2 separate regions of the Homo sapiens genome follow, and region 1 is linked to region 2. Evidence: read pairs that join two places in POLR2A ChIA-PET (ENCODE). Cell type or tissue: MCF 10A. All regions are shown on one strand.

Evidence for each region. Peaks named below come from ENCODE experiments on the same cell type or tissue, not always from the same donor. Only the 100,000 strongest peaks of a DNase experiment are listed, where the experiment ranks them.
Region 1: POLR2A ChIA-PET joins it to region 2 with 11 read pairs; 7 of 35 experiments call an interaction of 5 or more read pairs at or near these places.

The regions. Positions count from the first base shown.
Region 1 is chr2:70,337,464-70,345,463 of GRCh38, forward strand. It overlaps the pseudogene BRD7P6. Among named protein-coding and RNA genes, the nearest start is that of FAM136A, 39 kb to the left of the region's middle. In MCF 10A, a CTCF peak has its summit at 3,906 (motif pointing right); a DNase peak (open chromatin) is centred at 3,908.
Region 2 is chr2:70,613,230-70,621,229 of GRCh38, forward strand. No RefSeq gene overlaps it. Among named protein-coding and RNA genes, the nearest start is that of TGFA, 63 kb to the left of the region's middle. RefSeq lists an enhancer at 6,712-7,217. In MCF 10A, a CTCF peak has its summit at 4,548 (motif pointing left); DNase peaks (open chromatin) are centred at 3,162 and 4,492.

The DNA of each region.
Region 1 (8,000 bases), 280 kb before region 2:
TAAAAAATATTTTGGGCCAGGCATGGTAGCTCAACGCCTGTAAGCCCTGCACTTTGGGAGACTGAGGCGGGTGGATCGCTTGAGCCTAGGAGTTTGAGACCAGCCTGGGCAACATGGTGAAATCCCATCTCTACAAAACAAACAAACAAACAGACAAACAAAAAAACAACCACACCAACCCTCCTGCCCCAAATTAGTCAGGCATATTGGCACATGCTTGTAGTCTCAGCTACTTGGAAGGCTGAGGCGGGAGGATCAGCTGATCCCAGGGAGGTCAAGGCTGCAGTGAGATGTGATTGTGCCTCTGCACTCCAGGCTGGGTGACAGAGCAAGACCCTGTCTCAAAAAACAAAAACAATAACCAAAAAACCCCCAAAACAAACTAAGAAAATATTTTAAAATATTTGCTCAATGGAGCTATGCCTAGTCGAGCTGAATGGATCTGACTTTGTTGTGGCTTCTGCCAGCTTCGTCACAGCAAGTGGGAGCCTGCCCACACTTTGAGTCTATTGCTTGCTGGGACTAAGGACACATTGAGGCAATTTAGGCCCACCCAATTAGACTGAAGGTTATTTATAAACTCCCTAGATGGTTATGCATATTAATAATCAAATCTCTAAATAATGGCCAAGGACCTGATCTCTGTTTTTAAAAATTTAATTATTATTATTATTTTTTGAGACAGGGTCTCACTCTGTCACTCAGGCTGGAGTGCAGTGGTGCGATCTCTGCTCACTGCAACCTCTGCTTCCTGGGTTCAAGCCATTCTCGTGGCTTGGCCTCCCAAGTAGCTGGGACTACAGGCACACACCATCATGCCCGGCTAGCTTCTTTATTTTTAGTAGAGATGGGGTTTCGCCATGTTGGCCAGGCTGGTCTTGAACTCCTGACCTCAGATGATTTGCCCACCTTGGCCTCCCAGAGTGTTGGGATTACAGGCATGAGCCACTGCAACCGGCCGTGATCTCTGTTTTAAATACTCAACATCTTAAAAATTCCAGCATGGTGGCTTATGTCTGTAGTCCCAGCACTTTGGGAGGCCGAGGCCAGAGGATTGCTTGAGGCCAGGAGTTTGAGACCAGCCTGGCTAACACAGTGAGACTCCATCTCTACAAAAAAGGAAAAAAAAAAATATATATATATATATATACAAATTCCAGGAATTTCTTCTGATTCTGCCTGTGACTCCCAGCAGCCACTGGCCCCTCGTGGGCCCCAGACTCCCCTCGGGATCAGAGACCAGCAGGTACTTAGCATGCCCGTGAATCTTCTCTAAGTGTTTTCTTCCTGAAAACCTGAAGCAAAGAATGACTTACCATCTTGGGCAGGTTATTTCCCCTTCTTGGCTTCAGTTTTCCCCACTGAAGATGAGGTTAAATCAGTGTTTCTAAATCTCTCATCTGTGAAGTGATCCTAAACATCCTAAAACCAACTCAAACATTCTAAAACCAAAACCAAACTCTCAAAGCAATCCAGACAGTATTTTTTCTTACATGTATTGAAGAACATGTAATAAAATAGAAAGACATATATATATTGTGTGTGTATATTTTTTTACATAATAAACTATCCTTAAGGAACAGTGACCCAGGCCTGGAAACATGAGGTTGAGCTTGCTAGGCAGAGATAGGCACTGATTACCAACTGATAGTGGGGTTGATGGTACTGCTCTATGTTAGGTCTCTTGTCTTGTAATTATTACACTTTTTTTGTCATAAATTGTGCTTTTCATTCTTAATGCAATAAAATGATTTAATCTAATATTTTCACTTTATTATGAGATAAAACAACATGTAAATAAACTTTGCATCTTGTTGAGCATTTAACTCTCCTATGAGACAATTTTGTCTGCTTAATTGAATCCAAGTGACCTACCAGCATTCTGTCAAGGCATGATGATGATTTTAACAAAGTGTTCTTGTCAAATTTCTTAAGAAAGCACTGAATTTTAGGATCTCTAACGTTTCTTTTAGGCCAGTGAATTTATACTAATATGGATGTAATTCTGGGAAAGAAAAAAGAAGAAAGAGGCAGAGACTTTATCTAGTAGGAATTTAGTTACCTACCAATCAAAGTAAAGTCTGAGCATGCATGTGTGTGTACCTGTGTGTGCAGTGAGTGAACGAGAAAAACATGCAGGTATGACAAGGCTTAAAGTATTCTGAATAGATAGGCCTGTCCTGGAGCTTATCAGGAAACGCCTTGTCTAACGAACCTTTTCAGGACTTCTGCCACAGCCACACACATACCCAGATACACAGACACATACAGCCAGACACAGACACAGACATACACACATGTGCATGCACACACACACACACTCCTCAGAAATACAACCTCTTTTTAAAGAAATGAAGGCATTTCCAGCCTTGCTTTTTACTTTACAGGAGGCCTGGATGAGCTTTCTTGACAATCAGGGCTATTTCCGGTTACATCCGTGGTGCAGTGAAGATGTCTCAGGATTCTGACCAATTAGGTCTTTGGATGAGTTAACTTTTTTTTTTTTTTTTTAAAGACAGGGTCTCCTGTCACCCAGGCTGGAGTGCAGGCCTTTGCATGACAGTTAACCTAAAATTTTTTTTTAAAGAGATGGGGTCTCGCTATGTTGCCCAGGCTGGTCTTGACCTCCTGGCTCAAGTAATCCTCCTTCCATGTTCTCCCAAAGCACTGGGATTATGGGCGTGAGCCACCATGCCCAGCCCTAAGTTTCAATACTCATACAATCCTCCCTATGACTCAGTAGATCTCAAACTTTAGTGCGTTTATAATTCCTTTGGGGGGCTGGGTTAAGATACAGAGTCTTGGGCCCCCTGCCTTACGTTTGAACTGTGGCCAAGGGATCTGTGTTTTTACAAGCCCCCATGTGATGCTGATGCAGGAGTTTTATGGAGAAACATACCATCAAACTGTCTCAGAAATTCCATTAATTACTGAGAGGATCAAGGCACCAAGTATTATAGTAAAAGTATCCAAGAACCATCTAGAACACCGCTTTTCTAGGAGTTGCCTCCCTTCTTGTTCTCACAAGCAGAAGGCATTTCTGTTCCTCTGCTTTAGATGACAAAGCTAAATGGGTGCACCTGTAACTTGCTTATAAGGTACTATAATTTCCAGCCTCTTTGACTCACTGAGATGATCCTAGTGGAGTTTGGTTTTTGTAGTTTCTGGAATTGCAACAATAATCTAGCTTCTTAAAACTTTAAAAACTTTACATGATGCACAGAAACAAATACATTTTATTACTTGATCCAGTATACACATATGCAAACACACACATTTATTGAAAAAAGTTTCTCCACAAAACTTTTGTTATTACATTTTCCATTCTATTCTGTTCTCTACCAGTTAATTCTTAAAAATCAATGCTGGTCATGACACACTTGAATGATTTCATGACCCACTGATCTAGTTATCTATTGCTGCATAACAAATCATTCCAACATGATGACCTAAAGCAACAGTAATTATTTCAGTATCTTTCATGGTTTCTTTGGGGCAGCAATTTGGGAAGGGCTCAGTAGGGCCGTTCTGATTTAGGTGTCTCATGTGACTGTGGTCAGTAGCTGGGGCTGGAAGTGACAGACTGAATTAGCTATCTCTCTCTCCAGGTAGCATCCCCGTGTGGTCTCAGTGTGGGCTTCCTTGTGCATGGCAGCCTCAGGGCAGTTGAACTGATTAAGGTGCCTCAGAGCTCCAAGTGGAAGTCATATAGCATCATTTTCTCCAGAATCACAAGCCCACTCCAATGCAGCGAAGGGAACATAGACTCTACTTCATAATGGGTGGAGTGTCAAAGTCCCATTGTAAGAACAGCAGGTGGGATGGGACATACGAGTCACCTTTGGAAAATGAATTAGCCACATCGAGAGCACCACTGCAATTTGAAAAGTACTCCTCTAGAGGGCACTGTTGTCATGTGACGCTGGATCCATTTGACTGGGGAATGGGGTGGAGTGATGGGAAGTGTGTTGGGGAGACAGAATAAGGAATTTGGGTGTTGGCAAAGGGGCGGCTTATCCTTTTTGAATTGATCATTCCTTCTGTTGCATAGAACTTGTGATGGCAGTGATGGGGGGGTGTGGCCATGTGGATGTCCTAAGGGAGGGGAACCCAGCAAAGGAGAAGGGGGGCTAGTGACCAGCTTGCAGGGCTTTAAGCCTCTGTGCATTCTCCCCAGTGCCTAGCAGAAGTCCTTGCCCATGGATCAATTTGACAGCTAAGAATAAAGTGTCCATGGGTCACCAGGCAGAAGTCTGAGCTTTGGGAAGGATAGCACCAAGCCTAGCACCCTCACAGTACCCACAATTTCCACCAAAGCATGGCTGGCTCCATACTTCTGGTGCTTGGGTGCTGGCAATGATGACTTGGAAGACTGATGCAGATGTATGAGTGGATGTGATTGTCCAGGAAGAGTGATAAATAAGGAGAAAGGGGCCAAGGAAAGAAAACTGGGGCTTCCACATTTAAAGAGAAAAAGAGGTGGCAGAGGAGGCTGGGAAGGCACGGTCAGAGATGCAGGAGCAAACCCAGTGAGATGGTGGCATGGGCTGGGATGGTTTCTAGGAGGCAGTGGCCCTCAGGGTCAAGTGCAGCTGCAAAATCAAGAAAAAAGGGAACCATCAGATGTGGCAATGAGGAGGTCCCTGGTGACTTTTATGATGCCATTTGCAGGAAACCAGGTAGGCAGGGCATTTAGGGAGTGCAGTAGAGATGGGAGGGAGGAGTGAAGGGCTATAACTTGAGAAGAGGGAAGGGTCATGAGGTTTTTGTTTTTTAAATCTTGGGTGAGACTAAGCTGGCACATAGGCAAGGGAAAGGAGATGGAATGAGAAACCAAAGACTAAAAGGGAATAACTGGGCTGGGCGTGGTGGCTCATGCCTGTAATCCCAGTACTTCAGGAGGCCAAAGCCGGCGGATCACTTGAGACCAGGAGTTTGAGACCAGCCTGGCCAACATGGCGAAAGCCCATCTCTACTAAACATACAAAAATTAGCTGGGTGTGGTGGCGCATGCCTGTAATCCCAGCTACTCGGAAGCTGAGGCATGACAATTGCTTGAACACAGGAGGCTGAATTGCTTGAATACAGGAGATCGCACCACTACACTCCAGCCTGGGAGACAGAGTGAGACTCCGTCTCAAAAAAAAAAAAAAAAAAAAAAAAGCGAACAAAAAAAGAGGAATAACTGATACGGCCTGGTGTGAGGCATGGGGTCCAGCATCCAGATGGAGGGGTCAGCCTTAGAGGGGTAAGGTGGGTGTTCCTTCTGAGAGAGATGGGAACTAATAAAACCAGGAAGAGATGAAGATTTAGGGAGAGGGGGTGGTCTGCTGAGCTAGTTCAAGTGAGCAGTGAGGATTGGGTAGATGGCTTGAGAAGAGTTTGTTAGAGATGAGTGAAAAGCCTGTTTAGCATCAACTCACACATATCTAGTACCTACTCTGTGTCACATGTTTTCACAAAAATGATTTTATCCTTACAACAGTATGTGAAACAGAAAACATCCTTATTTGCAGGCTCCAACCTCTTCCTTGTTGAGTGAGTTCCTTGCTTACCTGAGCATAAGAATGTGCTTGTGAGGAAAAGGAAGGTAAGGAATCCAGGTCAGTCCTGAAGCTCAGAGCAGCCTGGCATCGCCTAGCCCAGGGACCCTTGATGAGGCTGGTTGCCTACTTGAAACAAGGGAAAGCAACCATGATTCTGTTTTGAGTCTGGGAAGAGGGGCTAGCATGGGGGAATGGGTCCCTCAGACCTTTGCCCAAGGTCTAGTCAAAGGGAGGAGGGGGAGGTGGTGAACTCTGCCTTCAGGAATACACGTGGAGTGGGGTGCAGTGCAAATAGCAGGGCCCTACCATCCATGTCTTTCTAGCTTTGCACCCCTGGACAAGCCACTTTGTATAAGCCTTTGTTTCTTCATCTGCAAAAAGGGGATAATTCTATTAAATTTGTATATCTGTGGAATGCAAAGTACCTGGAAATCCTAGACACCCAATACCTGCTGTTATTATTTTTTTGAGGTGGAGTCTTACTCTGTTGCCCAGGCTGGAGTGCAGTGGCACAATCTCGGCTCACTGCAACCTCTGCCTCCTGGGTTCAAGTGATTCTCCTGCCTCAGCCTCCTGAGTAGCTGGGATTACAGGTGCGTGCCACCACACCCATCTAATTTTTAATATTTTTGGTAGAGATGGGGTTTCACCATGTTGGCCAGGCTGGTTTTGAACTCAAGTGATCCACTCGCCTCAGCTTCCCAAAGTGCTAGGATTACAGGCATGAGACACCACGCCTGGCCCCTCCTATTATTATTATCATCATCATCATTTCATTTACTATCTCAGAGAAAGTCAGGAACTCCTGACTCAAGATCAGGACTTTAAGAATGTGGTAAGATTTTGGAATCTTTGTAACTAACACAGACCCATTTTATCACTTTTTATGTCCCCTATGACCTTATAGTAATTAGCAGTCAAATCCTTAAAACTGAGATGCCTGGGTACTTTATTTTTTGAGAAGTAACAGAAAAAGGGAGCCGGGAAGACTGTCTTACTTCACTGCTTGGACTGGAGTGAGGAGAATCCAGAAGTCAGAGTGGCTGCAGCTGAGATGGAGAAGAACTTGCTGCTTAGAGGAAGGGGACTGTAAGTAGCCAAGATGGGTCTTGGGGTACAGCTGAAAGGAAGGCATTTGGAGGGACCTGGGTGATGCCAGCCACAGCCAAATCATTTCCAGAGGGAGGGCTTCCTTGCCACTTCCCTCCAATGTGCCACTTCTACTGCCTAGAGCCTGGATGACCACGGGGTCCTGTGCCTCCTTGTCTCTCTGTGCTCATCTTGCCTGTGTCACTCATCAGTCAGAAGTGCCTTCAGGGTGGGGACAGGAACTTGTTCACTGTTGAATCTCCAGTGCTTACTGCTCAGTGCCTTCCCTGTGGCCAATCCTCTGTAGATGTGATTCATTGACTGCCTGCATGTCTGAATGAGTGAATAAATGAATGAATGACTAATCATTGAATAACAGAATAAAGCAAATTCAAGAACCTTGTCTCAGCCTGTTTTGAGTCTATTGAAGTGTTGCCCAAGTGTCAGTTAGGGTCACCTAATTCCTTAAGAATTAGATAAACTTCCTTTGAGCCATCTATTTCACAAATGGGAAATCCAGAGGTCTCCCTAACATTTCTGTGGGTTCTTAGGGCTGTGGGCTAGGGTGTGGATGGAGAAATAGTGGGAGAGAGGCTTATGGTTTCCACTGGTTCTAAACTTCTGCTTCCTCAGTTTAAAGACTGTCTCCATCCAACTCTGCCTTCTCCTATGTGTGCAGTACAATCTCTTCCTTTTTCCACATGATCCACACTCCCGCCAAACAAGGCAAGTTGTGTGTGGATCAGACTTCACTGTGGTACTAGGGGTTGGGGCAGAGGAGGAGTTTACATCATGACAACGCAGCAGTTCCAAATTAAATGTATTCTTACAATCCTTTGACATCCCACCACTAGAGATGTCTTGTTGGTTGTTTTATTACAGTGGACTCCAATCTTAAGCCATCTTATGATCTTCTCTTTACTTGTTTGCCCTCCTCTTTTTCTTCTTCTCATCGCTTCCACTCCAGGTTGCTTTCAGGACCTTCAAAATCTCTTTGTATTTTAAAGACCAATTTACCCCACCAAGAGCATCCCTGATAATAAAATAACTAACAACTGCAGAGTACTTACAGCCTTTTTTTTTTTTTTTTTTTTTTTTTGAGACAGAGTTTCGATCTTGTTGCCCAGGCTGGAGTACAATGGCATGATCTCGGCTCACCGCAACCTCCGCCTCCAAGGTTCAAGTGATTCTCCGCCTCAGCCTCCCGAGTAGTTGGGATTACAGGCATGCACCACCATGCCCGGCTAATTTTTTGTATTTTTAGTAGAGACAGGGCTTCTGCATGTTGGTCAGGCTGGTTTTGAACTCCCAACCTCAGGTGATCTGCCCACCTTGGCCTCCCAAAGTGCTGGGATTACAGACGTG
Region 2 (8,000 bases):
CAGAATTACTTATGACAGAATAACTGAGTATACTCATATTAGATCAGGATGCTCTGATGTGATCGTCTTGTTAGGGGCCATTGATTGCAAAGGGACCATCCCCTTTGGGAGGAGGTGGGGCTTCCCCCTAAAGGGAGTGGAGTTTCCCATTGTCAATCATCTTGGAAGGAGTTTTACCTGGAATAGTAAATGAGGAATAGGGAGGCAAATCTCAGAGCGAAGAGATTCAAAAACCCTTTCCTCTCTCTGGGTCTTGTCGAGTTGGTTTGAACTTACAGGCTCAAGAGTAGAGCTGGTAGTGGAGAGAAGCTGGCCCCTGTCCCATGGAGGTGTGATCCTGGGCCTGGGCTGCATCTGGTGTCGTCTCCCTGACCCATCACCCCTACCATCTCTGAACCTTCCGCTCCTGGCTTAGCCATTACTGCGAGGAATTAAGGGATGGGCGTGTGCTTGTCCTTGGGAGGAGGTGCTTCAGGCAAGAGCAGCAGGAGTCTTGGGAGATCCCCAGCTTAGTGTTGGTGAAGGCTCGTTGGTGGCTCAGCTGCCAAGAGTGAGACACAGGCCCTTGCTGCCAGCAGCGCCCAGCAGAGGTCTGCGGAACATGAAATCAGTTCTGCTTGAACCTCAGAAATCCTTAGAAGGGCAGAGACAACTAGATACAACACTAGATTCCTGCAGGAAAGCATCATGGGGGTGATAAGGCCATATTAATTCTAGGTATAAATAGAAATATGATCTTGTAGGCTGATGAGGCCTAGGGCATACCAGTTACAGTTTAAAAGGGATAATGAGTTAGAAGGTGCATTTTAAAAGTGGAATATTTAACCATGACAACACATGTTTGCAGCCAAATCCATGAAAAAAAGTTCAAAATCTCAAAGATTAATTTCTGGGAATGTGGAAAGTCAGATATCTTGAAAAATACTCATGGCACATTTATAATAACAATTAAAAATATTAAGACCCTAGGAATAAATCCAATAAAAGTATGTAGCTATCAGTGGAGAAGATGATTAAACTTTACAGAAAGACATTAAAGAAGGCTTAAATACATGGGAACTTAGAGCATATGAGAAAACTCCAAATCACAAAGATACCCTATACCCACCACCTAGGTTTTACTAACATTTTATTCTTCCTGCTTTATCATGTGTCTGTCCATCTACACATCCCTCTCTCTCCATCCATCAATCTGTCTTATTTTTTAAATGTATTGGAAGGTAAGTTGCAGGCATCAGTATGCTTCCTCCTAAATAGTTTTGCATGCACACCATTAGTTAGGGAGGCTTGAGGATCTTTCAGCCACCTGTGTAGCATGGATTCAGGTCCCAAACTGTATGAAGGCCAGCTTTTATTTACAAATTCACAGCGAAGAGAGCCCTTCTTTTTTTTTTTTTTTTTCTTTTCTTTTTCCTCTACCTAGAGCCAAGGCTGAGACATGCATTCTTGCTGCCTTCATTTTTGTGGGATCGACATTTTCTTTTATGCTTTTGTAACTGATGGTATAGCCCTCGGTAGTCACTATTTTATTTGAGTCTCCAATACACCCTTCCACCGTGGGAGCATCCTGTCCTATGTATGGCCATGCAAATGATGTTCCAGTCATGGGGAATTGCCATAAGTCCCTGGGCCTACCACTGACTGTTTCTCACTCACCTCTCTGGATTCCCACCCTGTTTGTTTGGGGCCTTTAGAGACGTTCCTTAGTGTCTTGAAAGCATGTGTTTGAAAACATTTTTTAGTCAGGCATGTAGTCGTGGTCTGTATTGTGCATTGTGGTATAAAGTAGGTTTGACTGTAAATCCATACCTCCCACCCAGATGGCTACATATGTCCTAGGAACTGTCCCCAAAGTCGTCATTGTCTTCATCAGTTGCCATCTTAAGGTTGGCACCCTCGGGATTGTAACATTGTGACTTAACCAAATTCTAGGAGCTTTTTTCCTTTCCTACTTCTCTTTCCCCTCCTTCCTTCTTCCTTTTGGCTGAACACACATTAGCAGAATAGAATATTCCACCCCTCTGTATAGCACTCCCAGAACCCCCCACTCCAGGAGTAGTTAGGGGACCACCATGTAACAGCACAATATTGCCAAAACTTGCTCTTCCTTTGTGTAAGAGGAAGGTGTCTGGCCATTAAGCTGGTGGCCAAAGACCTTAACTGTCTTGGTCTGTAGAGGCTGCTGTAACAGAGTGCCACCGTCTGGATGGCCTATCAGCAACAGAAATTGGTTCTCACACTCCTGGAAGCTGGAAGTCCCAGATCAAGATGCTGGCAGATTTGGTGTCTGGTGAGGACCTGCTTCCTGGCCCAAAGACGGATGTCTTCTAGCTTTGTCCTCACATGGCAGGAGGAGGCAGAGAGCCCTCTGGAGTCTCTTATAAAGGTACTAATACTGTCAGCCTCCATCCTCAGGACTGAATCACCTCACAAAGACCCCACCTCCCAATATCATTACACTGGGGGTTAGGTTGTCAATATATGAATTTAGGGGAACATAAACATTCAGTTTATTGCACCCACAAATGAGTCCCACTCAATAATTCATACTGTAAACTCCAGTCCAGCCTTTGCTTAGATAGACACAGTGTGTGCCAATGACCTCACATCTCTAGCAAGGCTAGGAGATCCAGAGGCTGGAAGCACCCCAGGAGCCTCTTGCCTAACTGTGTGTTCTGCTGATGGTTCAGGAAATCCATATACAGTACTACCAAAGGTTCCAGAGATCCATAAAGCACTATTTTTACAACGTGAACTTCTTCAACTAAACCCTCTAGTCCTGTATAGCCCAAGTCCGGTGACTCAGTTTGTAAAGGGTTAATTACTTGTGGAGTTCTTCTCTGCCTTGGAAAGTAAAGAAAGCAAGGAAAGCAGGTGACAGGAAGCTAACAGCAGCCCCTCTAGCTGTCTTTGCAGGAGAACCTCCTATTGCAGTTAGGTAGCCCTTGCAGGGTATCTGGCTGGAGGTCAGGTTTCCCTTGGAACACCCCCTTGCTCAGCTCACTAAGGGCAGCAGGGTTCCTCCTGGAGAGCTTTTCTGGAGGAGCCACCAGGTGTGAGCCACTTATGGCTAGCCACATCCGGAGTTCAGACAATTCATCTGGTGTGAAACCTCTTCTGGGAATATTCTCCTAACTCAGCAGAGTGGAGTGAGTAACCTGCTCCCAGGTGCCTGTCACAGCTTGACAGGTCAGCCTGACCTCACATCTAGAAGGCAGGTAGTAAAGCTCAGGGAGTGTTGCAACCTTGGTTTATAACCACAGCACGTGTCCAAGGTAGACAGAATGGAAGCGCTGAGCCTGATACTCCACAGGGCTCACTCCTGAGAGCCAGGCCAGCCTCTGGGGATGACAGGGGGTCCCACCCGCTTCGCTGTGATACCGGCCCAGCCTGCCTGGGAGCCACTGCTCCCCAAGCAGGGCAGAGCATAAACAGTGCACCTTGGACACACCAGCATGGAATGCATGGGGGCACTCCTCGCTTCTGGGTGCCCTGTGCGTTTTGTTCTCCTGCATCTTCAAGGAAGAGAGGAACACTCTGGAAATAGAAGACTCAGGGAAGAAGCCCTTTACTCCTCATAGGGCGTGAGTGTTTTTAGCCCACCAAGTCCTGTGGCCCAGAACCTGGGTCCCACCATGACAGAAAGATAAAGTGTATCTTTTCAGAGAGGACCTCAGATGACTGTGGCATGGTGCTTGGCATTTCCTGAGAAATGTTGCATCCAGCCAGCCTAAGTCTGTGCATCAAAGGTTGTGAGCCACCATCTTGAAGATCACAGTTGCTAAAACAGAAATTAAGTGACAGGGAGGTGACAGGTTATAATGTATCAATAAGGACAAACAGGGTAGAAGGAATCAACCTCAGCCTGGAAAAATTCAGACCCTGCAGTTGTTGGCAAAGAAAAAGGCGTCCATGGTCTGGCTGAAAGGCTGACTTGCTGGAACACTCCAGGGAACTGGGCGCAGAGAGTGTCAGAACTGTTCACAACATTCTAAACCCAGTCCCAGTTTGGGCCTAACCTTAAGCAAGGACTGGCTTAGGGAATCTGTTTTCCACATCTTGGAAAAGGGTTTGATGATACCTACTACTTGGATGTGCACTGAAGGATTTAATTAATGTTTGCAAAGCACTTTGAGATGCAGTTGTAGGGCCCACAGCCAAAAACATAGCCAGCTTGTTTAGATTGGCAGTAAAAAAGTTAAGCACTCTTTACTAATTAACACCCTATTAGTATAACAGCAATATCCATGTTGAGTTACTCAAGACCGTGTTTATTTTCACCACTCTGTGTAGTTTGGTTTCTAAGCTAAGGAAGTCTGAACTTACCTGGTGGTGTGAGGTAATCAATTACTGAAACCTCCCTTCAAGCCAAACTCTACCGACAAAGAAATATGCTAAGATGGGTGCATGCCAGGAAATGCCAGTCAAACAGGTGCCTGTTGGGGAAAGACCATAACCAGAAACCCTGGCAAATATTTCCCAAACCAAAGCTCCCTGGACTCCAGAATGCAGTTCCTGGGAGGAGCCTGGCTGGGCATGAGGAGGGTGCCACCTGCTGGCACCAGGGTGTATTTTCTGTGATTTGCAAGCCCACGTGCAAGTGTCTGCAGGAACAGAATTTAAGACAATTGGCCAGGTGCGGTGGCTCACGCCTGTAACCCCAGAACTCTAGGAGGCTGAGGTGGGCGGATCACCTGAGGTCAGGAGTTCGAGACCAGCATGGCCAACATGGTGAAACCCTGTCTCTACTAATCAGTTGGGCGTGGTGGCGCATGCCTGTAATCCCAGCTACTTGGGAGGCTGAGGCAGGAGAATCACTTGAACCTGGGAGGCAGAGGTTGTGGTGAGCCGAGATCGTGCCACTGCACTCCAGCCTGGGAGACAGAGCAAGACTCCACCTCAAAAAAATTATTAGACCCACCTCCATTTCTATAAATGGCAATAAAGTCCAACATAACCATTATGGGAAAGTAAAATACACAAATATAGGCCTGTGCGATGTAGTATACCTGGAAAGTTTAGAAAGGAGCAGAGGTTGCTTTTTGCAGCTAATAATCTTGCAATAACAATGGCAGATTTATAAATTGTACTTCAGTCGGGACCTACGTTTTATCTAATTCTATTTAACATATAAATATCTCTTAATTAAGCTGTGTTCACCAATTGAAAATGTCTACACTGGATTTGGCACAGCAATAAATTATGCTTGCATTAATTTTCATCAATGTCGAATTTGTTGGCTTCAAAACATTTTTTGGTGTGCTACCAGCCCTAAAGAGGTTATGAAGTTGAGAGTAGAACTGTCAACACAGGCATAATCCACTAAGTAAGTAGCTAATGATTGCTAGACAATAGATGAATAGCCAAACATTGAGAGTAGCCAACCTGTACACAAATAAATTAATCTCTGAATCAATTCATTCAGAAGGTGAGGAAGTGAGCCGTGCAGATATCGGAGGGCAAACTGCACAAGTCAGAGGGCACAGCAATGGAAAGGTGCTAAGGAGGGAGTGTTCCTGGCATCCTAAGGAGGAGCAGGGAGCCAGTCCTAGAGTAGAGTGAGTGGGGCCCTTTCAACCTGGACATGTGGAGCAGTCTTGAGTCCAACCAGAAGCTGGGAGTCCGGTCTGGCCCAGCCTACCCCACCCCAAATCACAGCCAATCTATAGACCTAGGAGCATGGAAATAAATTATCAGGGTTGTAAGTCACTGAAATTGTAAGACCATTTGTTATGCAGCATTATTATAGCAATAGCTGACAAACACATTAATCTAATAATCACCCTATTGTACTAGCAGATGAGATCATACAGGTAATGGGGGTGAAGGGCAGATTTATAAGGTCTTGTAGCCAGTAATGGAGGAAGAACACCAGGAGAGTGGTGTTCAGAGATCAAATGAAGAAAGAATGTTAAAGAAGACAGCAGGACCCAAAGTATCAAATGCTACAGATAAGAGAGTGACCATATACTTTACTATACAAAGTATGGCACTTTTAAAGTCGAAAAAGGGCACCCAACTTTGGCAGGACAACAATAAGCTAGGGATGTTCTGGGCGAACTGAGATGTGTGGTCAAGTAAAGTGAGAATTGAGGTTTGAACACAGATTTAGCAACTAAGAAGTCACTGATAATCTCCCCAAGAGCAGTTTTGGTGAACTAGAGGGTTGAGTTTAGTCCAGTTGGATTGAGTTCAAGAAAAAGTGGTAAGAGTGTGAGTACAGGCAACTTTTCTGAGAAACGTTGCTGTAAATGAGAAAAGTAAATGGGGAAATAGCTAAAGGGAGATGTGAAAACAATATTTGGCATTTTTTTAATAGGAGAAGGATATAAATGTTTATTTGCTGATGGGAATGATGCAGCTAACAGGAGAAAGTTTGTGATAAGAGGGAGAGGGAGAAATGCTATGTGAGGCCCTTGAGTATAGGAGAGAGGCTGGGATCTGATGGACAAATGAGGGTGTCGTCCTCTGCTAGGATCAGGATCCACTCATCCAAGGAATAAGATGGAAGGCAAGGAGTAGACACAGAGTGAGAGATGATGGAATGTTTCTTTTAATTTTGTCAGTGAAACTGAAAGCAAATTCGTCAGCTGAGAGGAGGAGAGCTTGCAGGAGGAGAGAGGGAAAAGTTTGAAATCACTGATACAGGAGCCCAAAAGAAATTATTTAGGCAGTTAGTGAGGGTAACAGAGTCCTCAGTAAGGTTTTCCTTTTAATGAAAAGCAGCCCCAAGATCATTTCTTTTTTAACAAAGAGCATCCTGAAAACTCAAGCTGCAGATATAGAAAAGCAAGCTAGAAGCTTGCACGGGCGAATGCCAGCAGCTGCGCCAATAGAAAAGTGATACCTGGAAGCAAGGCATGTTCAACATGGAGGCTCCTTCTTCCCTTTTCTTTGTCAACATGTGTGCAGTAAAGAAGCAGACAACCTGGGGCCGGCCAGACAGAGGATTCATCTGCATAACAAAAGATTAGGATGGGGTGGCCAGCTTCTTCCCAAGCTATGTAAATGGCACACCTGGTCCGACCAATCTTTTGGGCCCTATGTAAATCAGACACTGCCTCCTCAAGCTAGTCTATGATACCCCATGCATTTCACCTCAGAACCTGAAGACGCACTCCAGAGCCCCTCTCTATTTGCAGGAGAAAGAGCTTTTCTCCTTCTTTTGCCTATTAAACCTTCACTCTTAACCTCACTGCTTGTGGTCCATGTCCTTGATTTCCTTGGTGTGAGGCCACGAACCTTGGGTGTTACCCCAGACAAACAATGCCATTTCATTACTACCCAGGACATGGGAGACTGATTACACCAGGGGGACACTGTCAGGCCTCTGAGCCTAAGCTAAGCCATCATATCCCCTGTGACCTGCACGTACACATCCAGATGGCCGGTTCCTGCCTTAACTGATGACATTATCTTGTGAAATTCCTTCTCCTGGCTCATCCTGGCTCAAAAGCTCCCCTACTGAGCACCTTGTGACCCCCACTCCTGCCTGCCAGAGAACCCCCCTTTTTCCTTTACCTACCCAAATCCTATAAAACGGCCCCACCCCTATCTCCCTTCGCTGACTCTCTTTTCAGACTCAGCCCGCCTGCACCCAGGTGAAATAAACAGCTTTATTGCTCACACAAAGCCTGTTTGGTGGTCTCTTTACACAGATGCGCATGAAATTTGGTGCCGTGACTCGGATCGGGGGACCTCCCTTGGAAGATCAATCCTCTGTCCTCCTGTTCTTTGTTCCATGAGAAAGATCCCCCTACAACCTCAGGTCCTCAGACCGACCAGCCCAAGAAACATCTCACCAATTTTAAATCTGGTAAGTGGCCTCTTTTTACTCTCTTCTCCAACCTCCCTCGCTATCCCTCAACCTCTTTCCCCTTTCAATCTTGGCACCACACTTCAATCTCCCCCTTCTCTTAATTTCAATTCCTTTCATTTTCTGGTAGAGACAAAGGAGACACGTTTTATCCGTGGACCCAAAACTCCAGCACCAGTCACGG